Linked DNA regions of Homo sapiens: region 1 is linked to region 2. Evidence: chromatin contacts called from ENCODE Hi-C or POLR2A ChIA-PET data. All regions are on one chromosome and are shown on one strand. The core of a region is the stretch at or near the end of the contact, and the rest is flanking DNA. Distances in the headings are between cores, read along the strand shown.

Region 1 (2,700 bases), core at 112-2,611, 240 kb after region 2:
TAAGATTATAATGGAGCTGAAAATTTCCTATCACCTAGTGATGTTGTAGCCATGATAATGTCGTAGGGCAATGCATTACATTTTCTACATTTATATATGATTAGTTAGATAACAAATACCATTGTGTTACAATTGCCTACAGTATTCAGGGCAGTAGCCTGCTGAACAGGTTTGTTGGCTTGGAGCAATAGGATATACCATATACTCTAGGTGTGTGCCACCTAGGTTTGTTTGTAAGTACACTCTATGATATTCACATAACTAAAATTGCCTAAGGACGCATTTCTCAGACTGTATCCCTGTTGTTTAAAAGACGCATAACTGTATTTTAGTTACTTCTCATCCCTATCCTTCCTTTCCCTTCCTTCCTCCCCAACCCCTGTTTATTTCCTGGGCCTGGGGCTTGGCCATGTTCCCCTCCTTGTGACTAGTAGAGCTGGGTCTTTCAAGTGGCATTATTGTAGAGCTGCTAGCAAATATTAGACTACCTATAAGGAGAAATTGGGAGCCATAGAGAATTTTTTGAGCTAGGTGGGAGGCCAGAGTTGGAGAATGGGTGTCACTGGGAGCTGGATGTAGGGCAGAAGTTTTAGAGGACCGTGGACCTTGTGGGGAGGGCAGGGCCTTTCTCCAAGAGCTTGCTAGTGGCTGGAGGCCCATTTCTAAACTTGGGGAGGTGGCTCCATGGATCCCAGAGAGGCCTGTGCCAGGCGTGGGGGTAGGGGACCAAATCCGGGCCAGGGAGTTCCTGGGCACCTGACATGGTTGGATTCCCCAGGTGCGCGTCTACAGCCCGTACCAAGACTACTACGAGGTGGTGCCCCCCAATGCACACGAGGCCACGTATGTCCGCAGCTACTACGGACCGCCCTACGCAGGTAAGTCTCCAGCGTGCCCCGGGGCTTGCCTCGATCCAGCACCGATTCAGCGCCAGGCCCAGCCCACGGTCCGTAAGTCCGGACCAGGCTTCATCCTTTTAGCGTGCACGGATTTTCCCAGGCAGAACTCTCCGCAAGCCCCTCTCCATCCTGAGACTGGGAGAGCTCTGGAACCAGCGTTCGTCTCGAGCTGACCTCACCCTTCTGGGATGGCTCCTCAGCCCTGCGGTCGGCAATACCCATTCCTGAGCCGGTAGCGGCCCCTGGTGGCTACTGCGGGAATGCTGCCTCCTCCCCGCTCTGGGGCCTGGCGGTTGGGAATGCCCATCGTTAGGCGCCTGGTGGTTGTGCTTAGCGATCTCAGGGTTTCCTCGCTGCTCCGCCCTAGCCTGCCGTAGCGGACCCGTAGGTTCCGGGACATCCGTAGCCGATCCAAGGCCTGGGAGCCGTAGGGTGGAGCTCTTCCCGCGTCTAGATCTGTTCTTTGACTGGGGAGCAGGAGAGTGGGTTCGGCGCCTTACACTGGGTTGGGCTGGAGTGATGCAGGAAGGGTACGAAGATCACTCTACTCCCTCCTAAGTCGCTGATCCTCATGGGCTGTCTCCCTCTGCAGGCCCTGGCGTGACGCACGTGATAGTGCGGGAGGATCCCTGCTACAGCGCCGGCGCCCCTCTGGCCATGGGCATGCTTGCGGGAGCCGCCACTGGGGCGGCGCTGGGCTCGCTCATGTGGTCGCCCTGCTGGTTCTGAGCCCTGGGACTCGGAGCACTGACCCCTGCGCTTGGATTGCTAGACTCCTCTTCCTCCTGGACCCCATCCTCTACCATCCAAGCCCTGTCCCACTTTGGCCCTATCCTCTCCATTAGCTCCTTCCGGGTTTGGACCATTCCCCCCACTCCCTACCCTTAATCCCCACATGGGAAGAAGCTATCATCACAGGTACAAACATCGCTTGAAGTCTTCACATCTACCACTAGACACCCCCAAAATCTGTTATAGACATTTATGGATACATTTCCTCTAAACACAACAGGGCACAGCAAATACGACTTCATTTGGCTTCGAGTTCCCCAGGCGCTGTAGACACAACATGAATCGGGCTCTCTGCTCTCTCCTTAGGGAGCTCGAGTCCTGGTGGGGAGAACAGGAGTAAACAAGGACTTGACAAAGCTGAAGAGTTATCAGTCCTTTGACAAGGACAGGTGGGGCAGGGAGCAAGACAGGTAGGCTGGAAGAACAGTTATTGGCAAGTATGCAGAGCCGTGAACGTCATGGCATGTCCAAGGAATTAAATGGGAGTTCATTTGGGCTGGGGTGGAGGCTGGGATCAGACCGTGGTGGGCCTTCAAGCTAAGGAGCTTCCTAGGTGAAAGGGGAGATGTGAGCCTTCTCTGGAGGGAAGTTTCATGATTGCATCTATAATGAATATATTGCCTGTTTTGTGAATACTGACACATGTCCATACCTAAAACACTCCTGAGTCAAGTCCCATCCTTCCCACAAACAGCTTCCTGGCTGGTACCCATGATAACAATTGAGCTGAACCTGGGGACCCCTGGTTGGGGAACAGGTGAGTTCTATTTGAGACTTCCAGCCCTAGAAAGCTGCCTCCGTCCAGAAATGCCTCTCACACCAGGAGCTCGGCCCTCTCTTTGTAGCTGTGACTGTCACCCTCTCAGGCTTTGTCTCATCCTTCATTCTGAATAAGATGGCAGTGTTCTCCTCTGGGGCCTGATCCACCTCTACACCAGCCCAGGAAGCCCCATCTGTGCCTGCCCTCAGGTGGTCCACCAGTCTCCCCCTTTGGTTCCCTTCCAGTCTC
Region 2 (2,806 bases), core at 11-2,510:
TAATAAAATTATAAGAGGACAGTGTATTAGCATTTAAAGGGACCTCAGAGATCATGTGAAATTAAACAATTTATCTATGGCCTGGAGACAGTAGTAAATTGCCCAAGATCACACAGCCCACAGCAGTGGCAAGGAGAAATTTCACAGCTCATCTCCTGACAGATGCGCGACACACAAATTCAATTTCCAGCATCCAAATAATTCAAGGTTAAAAGTTGAGAAAGGGTGCAGAAATTTTACAAAAACATTTTCCTGAGCAGCCCAGGTGAGGGTGGTGAAAGTTGCAAGTCCCTCCCATGGTCCCTTCCTGTCTATGACAAAAAGGACCTAGTCAAGTTATACTGTTGGGACCCTCACAGGTGCCCAGAAGTTCCCGTGGTGCCTTGGGCCTGGAGTCCACACTGTCCAGAGAACCCAGTTCTGGTCCCTCATTTATCAGCACGCTGCCCCCCCCACCTCTCACCATCTTCTAGGAAAATGAGCCCAGAGCTCAAGTTCTGGGCTAAGGGAACATATTGTATCTAAAGTCAACCAGGTCTTCAAACATGTCAGACTGCCGATGGAGATGGAAAATCTGATCCTGGGGCAGACTAGTTTTTTGGGTTCTAATAGGCATAATCCAGGTACTCCTTCACAGAGGCTACCACAAAGCCAACTGAGGAGCTGCATACAGGCCCTGGAATTTTTATTCATTTGTTTGTTTGAATTCGGCAGCCAGGTTAGGTTGAGAGACGCCTTTTAGTGCCATGATCCTTTGCTGCTGCCCTAGGGACGGTTCATGTGTGTCTCCAACCCATGATTTTTGCACCATCAGACACGTTCCTGCATGCTTTAGGAACTGCTGCTGAGCCACCTGGGGGGAGCCCAAGCCTAGGGGATGGGATTTGGGGAGGAGAGGAGAGGGGATCTACCATTGTTACGAGAGAACACATTCATAGGCTGTAATACAGATGAGGAAAAATAGCTTTCCTACCATAAGCTGAATGCAGGAACTGAAACTCTGTTGGATAGAAATGTTAGTTGAAATTACCACTAAGAATTTGTGCAAAGTTGTATACATTGCAGTTACATAAACAGACTTTGTTTTGCAATAGCAGTTTCCCCCCAGCTTCACAAAAGCAGTAAATAAAGATGTAAAACACCTTTACCCTAGAGAGGGTGACAGACATGTCATCTGGGAAAGTCCATTCAATGCAGAGAGCCCCTCCCTGGATGCCATAGTGTCTTCCAGACAGCTGACCCAGAGCTGCCGGATGTGAACAAGCCCAAGTTCCTGCTTTTTGCTTGTCTGTTATAAGAATACATTTCAGTTCTCCCAGGAACTGCAGAGGGATTTCACATATGGCAGATGTGTTAGAGGAAGTGAAGGTTCAGAGACAATATCACCATCTTTGGCCTCTAAAGAGCTGTCTGTAAAACCTCTAAGAGATAGGACCAGTGCAGAGGCACTCCATCCCTGAAGCCTCTGGGTCACTGTGGTGCTATAGAAGGAGCACAGGTTGTAGGGTCAGACAAGTTGGGTTTGAATCCCAGCTATACTGCCTTTTTTGGAGACAGTGTCTCACTTTGTTGCCCAGGCTGGAATGCAGTGGTGCAATGATAGCTCAATGCAGCCTCCGGCTCCTGGGCTCAAGTGATCCTTCTGTCTCAGCCTCCTAAGTAACTGAGACTACAGGTGCATGCCACCAAGCCTGCCTGTTTTTTAAAATTTAATTTTTTGTAGAGACAGGGTCTTACCATGTTGCCCAGGCTGGTCTTGACCTTTGGCCTCAAGGGATCCCCCCGCCTTGCCCTCCCAAATCTACTGGTTTTTAGCTGTATAACTTTGGGCAACTTATTTAACCTGTTTGAACAAAGTTGGAGGCAAGAAGCCCCAACTCACAAGACTAAGGTAAAAATGAATGTTTGTAACATGACTTGTGCAGGGCTTGGAACAGGGCAGCTGTTCAGAAAGCACAAATTCCTTTTCCCTACCCTTCTCCAAGTTTGTTGTATGTAAAATGGGAATAATGTATTTGTACTTTATAGGGATGCAGTGAAATCAAATGAGACAATAGGGGAAAATGTTTTGTCAAAAGATTCTCATGAGGAGGTTATTTTATTTTTATCTGTATTAGTTAACCTGTTTATCCGTCCCTTCATTTATTTTCAAGCCAGATTACCATTAATAGGTCCCTCGATTCTGAAAGCCAAGTCTTGATTGGCTCCTACCTCTTGTGGGGCCAAAGAGTTCTTAAATAAGATCCCTGAAATCATTAAGAGCTTGGGAAAAAGCTCCAAATACCCACATTGCTTTCAGAACCAATGAAAAGAGTGAAATGTTTCCCTGCATCCTGGACAGATGACATCTCAGGGTATTCAGAGCTGCTAAAAATAGCTCTCTCTCAAGCAACTTCTGGGTCTCCTTAAAGCAGCTGAAAGAAATTTAAACCTAAGAGCCTGGTTCCTTCTGAAGGCACCTCTGTGCATCACAAATGGCTAGCTCTGGCAGGAAGGTGAGAGTAACCTACACTGTCCTTTCTGACCTTGAGCCAGCTTCTCCATGGTAGGAAGTCCCCCAGTCAGGAAATCTGCACTGTGAATCCAGAGGCCAGCATTCCAAAATATGCTGTGTGTGTGTGTATGTGTGTGTGTGTGTAGGATTCCAAAATATGCTGTGTGTGTGTGTGTGTGTGTGTGTGTGTGTAAGTAACTCAAAGGGAAAGGGATCTTCCCAAGGTTGCACCAAAATCAGAAGCAAAGTTAGTGCTACAATCTAGGTCTTTCAACTCCGAGTTTGGGGCCTTTAAATACAATACTCTAACGC

The links. A loop is a pair of places that touch in the nucleus more often than their neighbours do. ChIA-PET counts read pairs that join two places held with the same protein, here RNA polymerase II (POLR2A). Pooled maps may share reads with other maps.
Region 1: a loop to region 2 is called in a map of esophagus squamous epithelium, with 4 times the contacts of the local background. The contact joins two enhancer-like sites. A Hi-C loop is called at or near these places in 6 of 168 maps with a recorded cell type or tissue (GM12878, OCI-LY7, Right ventricle myocardium superior and 3 more), 5 of 37 single-sample maps with no recorded cell type and 4 of 50 pooled maps. POLR2A ChIA-PET finds 5 or more read pairs at or near these places in 4 of 52 experiments (A673, AG04450, K562 and 1 more).

Annotation. Positions count from the first base shown.
Region 1 is chr11:73,659,975-73,662,674 of GRCh38, forward strand. PLEKHB1 (pleckstrin homology domain containing B1) reads left to right here. Exons shown (of 8, transcript NM_021200.3): 7 at 779-878; 8 at 1,492-2,700. The coding sequence ends at 1,628. Among named protein-coding and RNA genes, the nearest start is that of PLEKHB1, 15 kb to the left of the region's middle. RefSeq lists enhancers at 307-1,151, 1,152-1,994 and a silencer at 1,057-1,228. Within about 2 kb of position 1,362, at least 5 of the 41 ENCODE cell types and tissues checked have a DNase peak (open chromatin) inside an H3K27ac peak, as active enhancers do.
Region 2 is chr11:73,424,049-73,426,854 of GRCh38, forward strand. The region is part of intron 3 of FAM168A (family with sequence similarity 168 member A); the gene reads right to left. Among named protein-coding and RNA genes, the nearest start is that of RELT, 49 kb to the left of the region's middle. Within about 2 kb of position 1,261, at least 4 of the 41 ENCODE cell types and tissues checked have a DNase peak (open chromatin) inside an H3K27ac peak, as active enhancers do.